Linked DNA regions of Homo sapiens: region 2 is linked to region 1. A link is a contact called in ENCODE Hi-C data. All regions are on one chromosome and are shown on one strand. Each heading gives the region's core, a stretch centred on a gene start or an enhancer-like site at or near the end of the contact. The rest is flanking DNA. Distances are from core to core; before and after follow the strand shown. Region 1 holds the start of NALF1 (NALCN channel auxiliary factor 1). Region 2 holds the start of ABHD13 (abhydrolase domain containing 13).

The links. A loop is a pair of places that touch in the nucleus more often than their neighbours do. Pooled maps may share reads with other maps.
Region 2: a loop to region 1 is called in a map of PC-3, with 2.7 times the contacts of the local background. The contact joins the promoter of ABHD13 here to the promoter of NALF1 in region 1. A Hi-C loop is called at or near these places in 1 of 168 maps with a recorded cell type or tissue (PC-3) and 4 of 50 pooled maps.

The regions. Positions count from the first base shown.
Region 1 is chr13:107,866,246-107,872,052 of GRCh38, reverse strand. It overlaps NALF1 (NALCN channel auxiliary factor 1), which reads left to right and starts at 4,557. Exons shown (of 3, transcript NM_001080396.3): 1 at 4,557-5,807. The coding sequence starts at 5,457. It overlaps LOC124903206 (heparan sulfate glucosamine 3-O-sulfotransferase 4-like), which reads right to left and starts at 5,380. Exons shown (of 1, transcript XM_047430833.1): 1 at 1-5,380. The coding sequence starts at 5,156. The coding sequence ends at 4,593. RefSeq lists an enhancer at 3,521-4,089.
Region 2 is chr13:108,217,142-108,222,948 of GRCh38, reverse strand. ABHD13 (abhydrolase domain containing 13) reads right to left here and starts at 4,557. Exons shown (of 2, transcript NM_032859.3): 1 at 4,290-4,557. It also overlaps a transcript of LIG4 not described here. RefSeq lists a silencer at 4,035-4,274 and an enhancer at 4,555-4,884.

The DNA.
Region 1 (5,807 bases), core at 3,308-5,807:
AGTCTCTACTTGATTCTCTGCCCACCAACATTAGAAAATCACTGAGCTGGAGCATGGTGGAAGTACACAGATAGAGAGAAAATGCTAGTTTGCCAAATCAACCCTATCAAATCAAGGTGGAAATGCAATTACAGAAAGCCCCAGGCACATTTCCCATCTTGGTAACTAACTAGAGCCCTCAGGTACCTCATGATGCTAGAATCTGCTTTTATCTTAAAGAGAGGTTTACATTCACAAATTATAGTGGAATTAAAAGCTTATAGATCAGTCTTATATTTTTCCACAAATAAACTTTGACTATTCTTTATGAGCTCTTTATGTTTAATTTGTTTTAAAAAATGTAGACATTTGCCAGTGTGGTGGCTCATGCCTGTAATCCCAGCACTTTGAGAGACTGAGTCAGGAGGATCAGTTGAGGCCAGGAGTTCTAGGCCAGACTGGGCAATACAGGGAGACCACATCTCTACAAAAAATAAAAGTAAAAATAAAAATTAGCTGGACATGGTGACATGCACCTGCGGTTCTAGCTGCTCGGTAGGCTGAGGTGGGACAATCTCTTGAGCCCAGGATTTTGAGACTGAAGTGAGCTATGATCGCACCATTGCACTCCAGCCCAGGGGACAGAGCTAGACTCCATCTCAAAACTACAACCACAAAAATAAGTAGAAAATGTAGACATGCTCATCAAGAATTTGCACATTGCCTGTGAATTCTAAAAGCACAAAAGTCTTTTTTGAGATTAATGTGTATATAAGAGCATAATCCATTTTCACTTATATGTGTCACATAAACAGTATATGAGAACAACAAAGGGTGTACCTAATTTCGTGTTTTCAGGATGCATTCAGTGTGAAAAAAGAAAATATCTTGGGGTTGTTATTTACTTGATTTATGGAGTGGACATATTTAAGCAATGGCCTTCACTAGATAAGAAGATATTCTGGATTTGCCTGTTTTTCTTTGGTAAAATTATTTGGCAGATGTTAATTTTAAGGGATAAGGATAAATACTTGAGAAGACAACAAATATATCATTTTGTTGTTTTTATAACGTAAAGGCAGAATAAGAAACCCATCTCCCAATGCATAACAACTTTAGCCATTTAAATAGGAATAAAAGCACTGATTCCCATGAAAATAAGCATGATCAAATAACGTAAGAGCTTTGAATTTTTGAAGGTTATAAACATAAATGACCCCCTGAACAGTAATCCTGGAGCTATGATATACATGTAGATTGTTTCTGCAATGTTTTCTTGTTCAGAGTACATCCTGTTAGCAGATCCCTCAATATAATGTATTTGCAACTGTCTACTATTCAGCAGCCTTCTGAAATGTGCTGGTGCTATTAAACTTCTCTATTCCATTAGTCACACTCCTAGGTAAAACCTACGTAGGAGTTTCTAGACTCCACAGCCTGATTTTCCTGATATAAATGAAACCTACATTCCAGCCAAGCTATTTGCTCTTCCTTGCCACTATGCAATATTTTAGCTGATAAGCTAATAAGAATCAACATTTACTAATCTAGTTAACGCCTTCTCCAAACATATTTCTCGTTTTGATTTTAGTGAACAGTGATGTTCATGAAAACGAACATTGAAGTCACAATCTAAATTTCCTTAATGAATCCATCTCTTTCAGGAGAAAAGCCAATTTCCTTTGAGTATTATACAGTATCATTCATAACAGAGCCCCAGCCTTTCTCTCCAGCCTCTTCCCTTACCCCCTCCCAATATACAGGTCACACACAACACAGCCCACTTATCTGTCAGTAGTCCTACCAGTGCCCTGGGCTCCTTCAAGGTCCCAAGTCCTTGAAATTTGCTGTCCTTCTGAATTGTCCTTTTCTCCTCCCTAGAAGACTTCTTTCTGCTCCCGTTAAATGTCCCCAATTCCTATCTATCCCTAGTCCCTCTTAAAATCCAACTGGAGTTTACTGCTCTACTCTGAAGTCTCAAAACATGCTAATCTTCACAGATTACCTTGTATTGTAATTGTTGGCCTAGTTAGTATTATCTGCCCCTTGACTAAGCTTCAAGAGGCCAGACTTGGTCTTTTATCTGTCTTCCAACAGTTCATTCTAGAACCAACACACAACAAACAAAAGTCAAATTGGTTCTCAACAGTTTACTTTCAGTGGGCTTGCGTCCTTAAAATTGTCTTTTATAAAAATATCCTAATTCATGAGAAACATTAGAGGAAGGCAAGGCCCAGCTTACTTAAAAATAATTAACTATAGTCTGTTACATAAAGTAAAAATAGATTAAACACTATTATTTTAATGCAGTATATAAGACTTTTACTAAGTATCACTGAACTACCTTCTGAGACATGATTTTTACTAGATCTGAATAGTAATAAGATAAGTCACAGAGTCTTCTTTTGCTTCGGTTCCTTGTTTGATAATTATGAACCTTTAAATTTATATTGTTTATTTTATTTCCCCTAGTTTTCGTTCTCTTTCTGATTTAATCACACATGCAGAGTAAGACATTGGATGCTAATAATCTCAGCCACCATTAAAATGTTTGTGTCTGATTAAAATTAATGCATTATTGAAGGGAAATATATTATTATCTAATAAGTGTGGATGTGTATTCTATCATACTTCAATCCTTCGAAAATGCTGGACTAGTGAATATCACAAAACAGGAAATTAGTAATACAAAATAAAAATGTTAGGAAGATGCTGTAAAATGAAAATACTGATTATATCTGGGTGTTGATATCACCATGACTTTTTAAATTGCTCTTCTGATTTTTACACCTTTTTTACAATGCACAAACTGTACTTGTATAATAATAGTTATGTCAGCGAGAATGTATGCACTCGTATTTAGTTAAGAAATATTGTGGCATGTACAGTACAGTCCTGATTAATAAACAATCTGGTTAATAAATAATAATTTTGTCTGTATTATGAGGAAAAACTGACATTACTCAGAAATTCAACACACTGAAATCGAAAGTACTAGAATGATCTACTTACACAAATCGTCTTTTAAAACACTACATGACACTTGAGTAAACCAGCCATCAAACAGGACGCGGCTTTTGGATGATCATTACCTATAGTTGGTAAGAACTGAAAATTTTTAGGGGTAAAATTTAGTGTATACAGTACCTTATTATGCAGCAGAAGAGGCTAGTAGGTCGAATCCTGCCCAAGAGGTTTTGCAATTTTCTCTTTAAAAAACACCTACTTCTCCCGCATCCCCAACACCCACAGCGCTCCTTAAAGGAAAATGGATACGGATGCCCCATCCCTTTGGTTTCTCAATGCATTTTACTTAGAAAGAGGTCACCTAGTAAGACCCATGTGGTGAATGTGCACCCGGGCGGGGCATGAGGGTCCTTGGAAAGCACCGCAGAGAGGGCGACACCGCAAACCGCTGTCCCACGCGACCCCCGGGGCGAGCCGGGGCAGCGCTGCACTCGGTGCGCACCGGCAGCGTCTGGCACCCACGCCACCTGCTGCTCCCGCGGGTCTGGCAGGGGCAAGGGGCGGAGTGGGCAGGATCTTCAGATCAAAGGAGACCGATGCTTGCCCACGGCATCCAGCGTAGGAGCCGGAATCGAGGTGACCCCAGATTTTCCCAGAGTGTCTGTCTCCTTTCCCTTCTCAGAACTCCGAGAGCCAACGCTAAGGGGCACCAGAGGCTCAGACTGCGGCGGCGACTCGCAGGCACCCAGCTCGCCCGCGGCTGCGGAGGTCCTCGGAGGAGCCCACCCGGGAGGGGGTCTGGACGCAGGCAGCGGGGGCAGAGGGAGGGTCGAAGCCGCTCCAGAGGGTCCAGGTCCGAGGAGGAGCCCTCGGAGACGCGGACGGTGCGCGCGGAGGGCAGGGCTAGGCAGTGACCCCGGGTGGCACAGGGCTTACTGTTTCTTCCTAAGACTCTATGAGGCCACTTCTAATCGTTTACTTTAGAATAGGAAAGAAAACATAGACAAATGGGTGGCTGTCACCCAGGCAGCTACACGGTCGATGCAGGTGCACAGGCGTGCGCGCCATTCTCCCGTGTCACACAGCAGGACGGAATAACTGCACGCACTGGGAGCGATGGATCTCGCGGTCCGGGATCCGAGACGCATTCAGAGACCAAATGTCACCTCATCCCTCCTCTAGCCAATTCGAGCTTCCTCCGCGGACCCCCACCTTCCATCCGAAGTGGCTCGGTCCTTAGTTGAGAGGACTCTGCCCAGACCCTCGCACCAGTAGAGACCTCTGCCCGGGCGCCTGCAACTCGGACGCTTCCCGGAGCCAGAGCGTGCGGGCGGCGCGGCCGCGAGGAGCCTCACCGGCCATGCCGTCCGCAGTCTGACTTTTATTTTTCTCTTCAGTGATTAAAACAAAATATCGTGGACAGGGGGACAGAAAGGAAAGAGCAGGCGCCTGAGCCCGGGGAGCCGGGCGGGGGCCCCCGGGCCCCGCGGCCCCGCCGCCGCCCGCCCCCGCGCGCCTTCTCCCTCCTCCCGGGCCGAGCCGGCGCCACTGCGCCAGGATGGAGCGAGCTCGGCGCGGGAGGAGATGACGCAAAAGCCAGCGCTCCCCCCAAAAAAGTGTTTCTCCAGGACGAAGATGGCGGCAACTTAGCCCGCGGACTGAAGATGACTGTGGCTCTCGGGAGGCCCAGCCCAGGCGATTCGGCCCGGAGCTCCGCGGGAGGCGGCGTCAGCAGTCGGAGCCCCGGCGGCGGCGCCCGCGGGCGGCCCTGCGGCAGCGGCGGCGGCGGCGGCGGCGGCGGCAGCACTTAGAGCGCGGGGTGGGGGGTGGGGGGGAGGGAGCGCCCCGCCGGAGGCAGCCCAGGCTCCGGACTCTGGGAGAGCCAGCGCGGAGCAGGAGCGGGAGGCGGAGGAGAAGAAGAAGGAGAAGGAAAGGAAGGAGGAGGAAGAGGAGGAGAAGAAGAGGAGGAGGAGGAGGAGGAGGGGAGGCGCTCCGGGCGCCGTCAGTGGGCAGCGGAGGCGCGGCATGCCCCTGGCAGGGGAGAGCGGGCTGGGCTCCGCGGGGCCATGGGGACCCGCGCGCTGACAATGCCTGGGTGACCGGAGCCGCGCCAGCCACCCTGTCACCTCCACCATCGCCCCCTGCACCCAGCCTCGCCGCCGGCCACCAGCACCAGCCTCCTCCGTCTCTCTCTCTCTCTCTCTCTCCATTATTGTTTCCCACTCTACAGAGGATGGGGTCGGCTGATGATTAGGAAGCAAGTCAGACCTTCCTTCAAAGCCTGGTAATATTTATGTAGGCAAAAGAGACAGAGAGAGATAAAAGAGAGGGAGAGGGAGAGAGAGAGAGAGGAGAGAGGGAGAGGGGAAGAGAGAGAAAGAGAGAGAGGAGAGAGAAGAAACGGGAGGAGGGGATAAGGAAATTAAACCCTTTAAGTCAATGCATATTGTGGTGACACCGGCACAGGCGCCCTCACGGTGGAGTCGGCCAGGGCTGTGCGTTCCCAAAATATGACCAGGGGTGCTTGGATGTGTCGGCAGTATGACGACGGCTTAAAAATCTGGTTGGCAGCACCCCGAGAGAACGAGAAACCGTTCATCGATTCCGAGAGGGCTCAGAAATGGCGACTGTCTCTGGCATCTCTCTTGTTTTTCACAGTCCTGCTCTCTGATCACTTGTGGTTCTGCGCCGAGGCCAAGCTGACCCGGGCCCGGGACAAGGAGCACCAGCAGCAGCAGCGGCAGCAGCAGCAGCAGCAGCAGCAGCAGAGGCAGCGGCAGCAGCAGCAGCAGCAGCGGCGGCAGCAGGAGCCCTCCTGGCCCGCGCTCCTGGCGAGCATGGGGGAGTCCTCGCCCGCCGCC
Region 2 (5,807 bases), core at 3,308-5,807, 350 kb before region 1:
AATACTCTTCCCTTTACAACTACAAATTTGTGTGAGCCTGACTTTCTTCATGTTTCACTTTAAGAGCCTAATAATCTGCCTGTCTTCTATGAGGCAGACATTAAAGATAATTACAAAAATATAATCCCACACCTCTATTTTTTGTAATTACAATTGTTTTATATAAAATTTTATTTATGTGAGTATGTAATGAACTTACTACTGCTATTTTTAAATGAATTAAAACTTCCAGTTTTCCAATTTTAATTTATACACTTTATAAACTTCCAGTTTTCCAATTTTAATTTATACACTTTATAAACTTCCAGTTTTAATTTCTAACACAATAAATATCTATATAATCCACATACATACAAAAAAATCTTTGGGATCTTTACATTTCTAAAATGTAAACGGTCTGAGACCAAAAAGCTTGAGAACCACGGTTCCATACTATTTAACCATATAACTGTATTGCCTTATGCCCCAGAGACTTGCCTTCTTCAAATTAAGAAAGATATATTACATTTTTTTAAATCCTTTCTGCATTATAACATATATAAATATATTTAAGGTTTTTACCCAGTAATATTTTCTCCAAAAACTAAAAATAAATAAAAACTTATATATATCAAGAACTGAAACTCAAAAGTATAGGAGTAAATACATTGTAATTATTGCCGTAAGGTTAGTAGGAGAATAAATTAGACAAATCTATTGTATCATAGATAACATTTTACAATAAAAATTGTATTTTAATGAAGGTCAGAACTGCCCTACAAATTAAATTCTAGTTATTCTAATTATTTTTAATTAAAAAGTGTACATTGGGCCAGGCATGGTGGCTCATGCGTGTAATCCTAGCGCTTTAGGAAGCCAAGACAGGTGGATTGCCTGAGCTCAGGAGTTTGAGACTAGTCCGGGCAACATGGTAAAACACCGTCTCTACTAAAAATTACAAAAAATTAGCCGGGCATGGTGGCGCGTGCCTGTAATCCCAGCTACTAGGGAGACTGAGGCATGAGAATCACTTGAACCCAGGAGTCGAGGTTGCAGGGAGCTGAGATCGTGCCACTGCACTCCAACCTGGGTGACACAGTGAGACTATGTCTCAAAAAAAAAAAAAAGTGTACATTGTTTTGCATATTGTATATCGAGTTACGGATTCTGCCACCAGCAAATGGTCTTTTAAAAATACAAAAAAGTGCATTACCCATAGTGAATTACAATGAATTTCCGAAAAACAATTTGGCAAAAGGCTAAACAATTTCAAATACAATTAAAAAGTCCTAAGTCATAAAGGCACTATTATTTCTTTAAAGATCTTTAAGTCCATCCTAGATTGATAATTTTGGGAACAGCTTGTTTAAAAATAAAAACTGTTCATACATTTAAAAAAAATGTGCAGGTTCAAGTGAAGACTGTAAAAAGTGGAAAGGGAGTTCGTGTGTCAATGCCGACATCCACATCCCAGCAGAGAATGAGGACCCCACACCCCATGGGCTCATTAATTACTCTGGGTGAATCACAGCTTCCAATCACATGTGAAGTAATGTGGAACTCAGATTCAGTATTCTTATATCAATCTCTCTCCTCTTCTGTTAAGCATTGGGAAGTTAAGAAACCATGCCAGCTGCACAGCTGAAATGGAAACACAAATAGCTGCTATCAAGGTGTTGGAGACACCACAGAATGAATTATCTATTTCCCTAATGGTTACCCACATGCCATCAATAATGAAAAAGTGTGTATTAATAGTCCTATGGGACAAATGAACAGTAACTGCCTATGGAGATGCTGGATAATAACTGGATGGTTCAGACAGCATCTTTAACTAGGATTTAAATCTGTATGAGCAGATAGCTCAAAAATTATACCAGGCAGCTACTTAGTAGCTTTTTCATGCTTGAAAATCTTGGCAAATAGAGTCAACTCTGGCAGAAGTAAAATGAGAGATTATTGTTACTATGGAAGCCAACCACAATTTGTTCTGAGATTATAAATATCTGAAATGTTTAAAACAAATCCACTAGCCTAAAACTGTAGTGATGTTAGACTGATAATGAAATTCACAAAGTTTCCAATTTATAAATGGGCAATGTTCTAAAACTTTACCTATAAACTAGATGGATGAAACTTAGAATATTTGTTTTGTATAAAACCAGTGTTATATAACATTGAGTATGTGAAAGTAAGTACAACTAGAAGCCTTACTAGAAGTATCTAGATTCTCAGGCTAGCTCATAAATGCATGTAGTCCCTGTACTGGAAATACTACATCTTTGCAAGGGATTTCAGCAGAATATACTGTTGTAGGAGTTCACACCATGTGAAACAGAAACATAAAATATAATAATGTATTACAAAATCTGTCATTTGAGGAAAAATATCTTACTTAGAAGAACTAGAGCATCTTTTAAGTCCACACGAAAAAAGGCTATTTAAAGGTCTTAAGACTTTCCTGGGGCAACTAAACAAGGATTAGAAAGATTTCAGAATCTGGGTAATACATTAAACAGAGAAACAGAAATAGATTCCCCTGAGATAAGTTATGAGAAGAGATCATGGGAAAATGTTAGATCCAACAGTTTCCTGCACCTATCACTAAGTTATATTGTTAGCCCAGGGCAATTTGGTTAGTAAACCCTCTTATCCACATGCCAAGAGGTCTTTGATGTGCCCAAGAAGAGGGCAGTGTGCCAAGGGCTACCTGTAGGTACCTGGCTTGCTTTAATCATTCCAAGTTAACTGTCAGTGGGAGGCAGTGTGGTGCAATGGAAAGGAGACAGTGTTTTGAGTCATGGTCTGTTAAGAGATAGGTAGCTTTTGCCAACTCACTTAGCCTCTCTAAATATATATTTCCTCGTATGTAAAAGGAGGATGAAAGATTAAATTGAACTACTGTTGAGATAAAATGTAATAGTGTGTTAAGTGCAGCTACTTCTATGAGACAAAATTTAAATTACTTAATTATGTACTATAGCAGAGTATGTGAAAGTAAGGACAACTAGAAGCCCTATTAGTCCTAGATCAAATAATGGATATGATTCCCTAGAGGTACCGTATCTGAACACAGGAAGTAATCAGAGCAATGCACTCTTTCTCTGTTAAAACCAAACTCAGGTAGTAGATCCTCTAGAAAGCTTTCCTTGGACCCCTATTCCCTCCTGCCACCCATTCCACATTCTGTAGTTTGTGCAAACTTACGTGGCAGAAGTTACTATTACAGCGTAATTAACCTGCTTACACAGGCTGTGAGTTCCTCGATGACAGAGACCTCGTCCTATTCAACTCTACATTTTCTGTACGCAGCAGTGCCTGATGCATAGTGGGCCTCTATTAACGATTATTTAATTGAGCAGCTGATGTCTTAGGTAGGATATCATGACATTAACACTAAATCGGCAATCAAGAAATCTTACACAGTAAAATAAAATTTGATATTTTAGTCAAAGACGAGTGATTTCCCTAAGCATGCATACAAATAAGTATTGATCCACGAACCCCCTCCCGTCAAAAGAGATCAGTGAAAAATCCAATATCAACACACAAAGCCAATATACTCATCTCTTTCTATCCAGTTACTATCACATAGTAAACATAAATAAGAGTTGTTAAATGGGGACGGACTTTTTTTTGGTTTCGATACCTTGGGTAGTAATACTAGTAATTCATTTTACTTAAATGTTGACTAAAATCTACAGCAAAATTGACTTCGATTGTATGGGGTGCTTTTTTGATGTTTCCTGAATAACCCCAGAACTTCCTGTCATGATATTCACAGGTCTAAACCTGTTACTGTCGTGATTAGATCGGGGCTCTCCCTCTCTCCAACCTAGTAGCTGGAATTATTCTATTTTACTTTTCATGTCTGTGTGGGAGGGTGGGGGAGCGGAGGGTTGGATTTTAGGGATCTTAGGTTTGTACACATTACTGGAAATACAATTGACATAGAACACTAAGATACGTTTTAGGTTCCAATTACAAAACGACACCCGGCGAGCCTCTGGCAATGCGCGCACCTTAGTTTCCAAAACAGGTATTTGGCTTCAGTTTGCTTCCCCTGGTGAGTGGTGAGCGGAGTCGGGGCGGCCGGCAGGGCTGCACCCCGGGCTGGTCCTCCACAACCCCCGGCGCTCGGCCCCCGCACGACCCCCAGGGGAAGCCGCACTAGCCCCGGGGCTCCCCCCACAGCCTCCCGGGAGGGTTTCGCGCCCGCCTGGAGGAGCCGGCGGCTCCCCGCGACCCTCCTAGAAGGAGCGGACCGGCGCTCGGGCCCCGCGGGCTCGGGGTCCCCGAGCCGCACTTACTCAGACTCGCGGACAGGCTGCGCAGTCGGCCGCGGGCACGAAACCGGGCGCCGCGCAGCAGCGTACCCCCGCGTCGCTTCCGTCGCTCCTCATCATCCTCCTCCAGCCCAGGGGCCGCTGCCGGCGCCACGGTCTAGCCCGGAGCTCCTGCTGCGAGCTGTGGCCCCACTTCCGGCCCCCGCTCGGGTGTCGCCGGCAAATGCCCCCGCCGGCTCCCACATAACCTGTTCTCCGTCTCCGCTCCCGGAGTGGGAACCCTGCCCGCTCTTCCGAGCATGCGCAGAAGCCGCTGCCAGTGAGCCCCCGCGACGGTGGCCCGGACGGAAAAGATACCTCGGCGGCGTGGGCCCGGCTCCCTGCTCCAGGACCTAGGGATCTTGGCCTTCCACCCTCCTCCGAGCACCAGGACTCCCTCCAGTTCCGTACCCGAGGCCTCCGTGGTGAAGAGGTGCCGGACCCGATGAGCTCGGGAGTCCACCATCGCTCTGCAAGCCGCAGGTTTGCGGAGCAATTTGTTCTGCCTGATAGGGTTGTTAAGGGTGTCGCAATGAGGTCCACGATTTAAAGCGCTTCCATAACTATTTTTCTCCTTTTACCTCTACGAGAGTGGACTGTCAAGGGCGAATGCAGGTTTTGTGAGGCCTGAACCTTGTGCCATTTGGAGAGCCCTTTTAAAGAAAAATAATGTAAAATTGTCTTATTTTTGCAAATTTTACCGAGGTACACGACCATGGGAACACCTCGTTAGGGCCCCTCTCAAGGCCTTGGAAGTGTTCGCAAAAATGGGCCCTTAAAACTTGGGCTTCATTAGCTTCGCTGTCAACCCCCCTGTGCACTGAAGTGTACACACTTGTTTACAGATGTGTGCCTCCCCTCCCTTGGGCTTTCCTTATTCTATGTCCCCTATTTTATATATACAGAGGATATTTCATAAATCTGTGGGTTTTTTTTTTTTTCCTTTTGAGATGGAGCCTCGCTCTTGTCGCCCAGGCTGGAGTGCAATGGCGTGATCTCGGCTCACTGCAACCTCCGCCTCCCTGGTTCAAGCGATTCTCTCGCCTCAGCCTCTGACCTAGCTGGGATTACAGGTGCCCGCCACCACGCCCCGCTACTTTTTGTTTTTGTTTTGTTGCTGTTTTGAGACGGAGTTTCGCTCTTGTTTCCCAGGCTGGAGTGCAATGGCAAGATCTCGGCTCACCGCAACCTCCCGCCTCCCGGGTTCAAGCGATTCTCCTGCCTCAGCCTCCGGAGTAGCTGGGATTACAGGCATGCGCCACCACGCCCAGCTAATTTTGTATTTTTCTTCAGTAGAGACGGGATTTCACCATGTTGGCCAGGCTGCTCTCAAACTCCCCACCTCTGGTGATCCACCCACCTCGGCCTCCCAAAGTGCTGGGATTACAGGCGTGAGCCACCAGGCCCGGCCTAATTTTTGTATTTTTTAGTAGAGACGGGGGTTCACCATGTTGGCCAGGCTGGTGTCAAACTCCTGACCTCAAGTGATCCGCTCACCTCAGC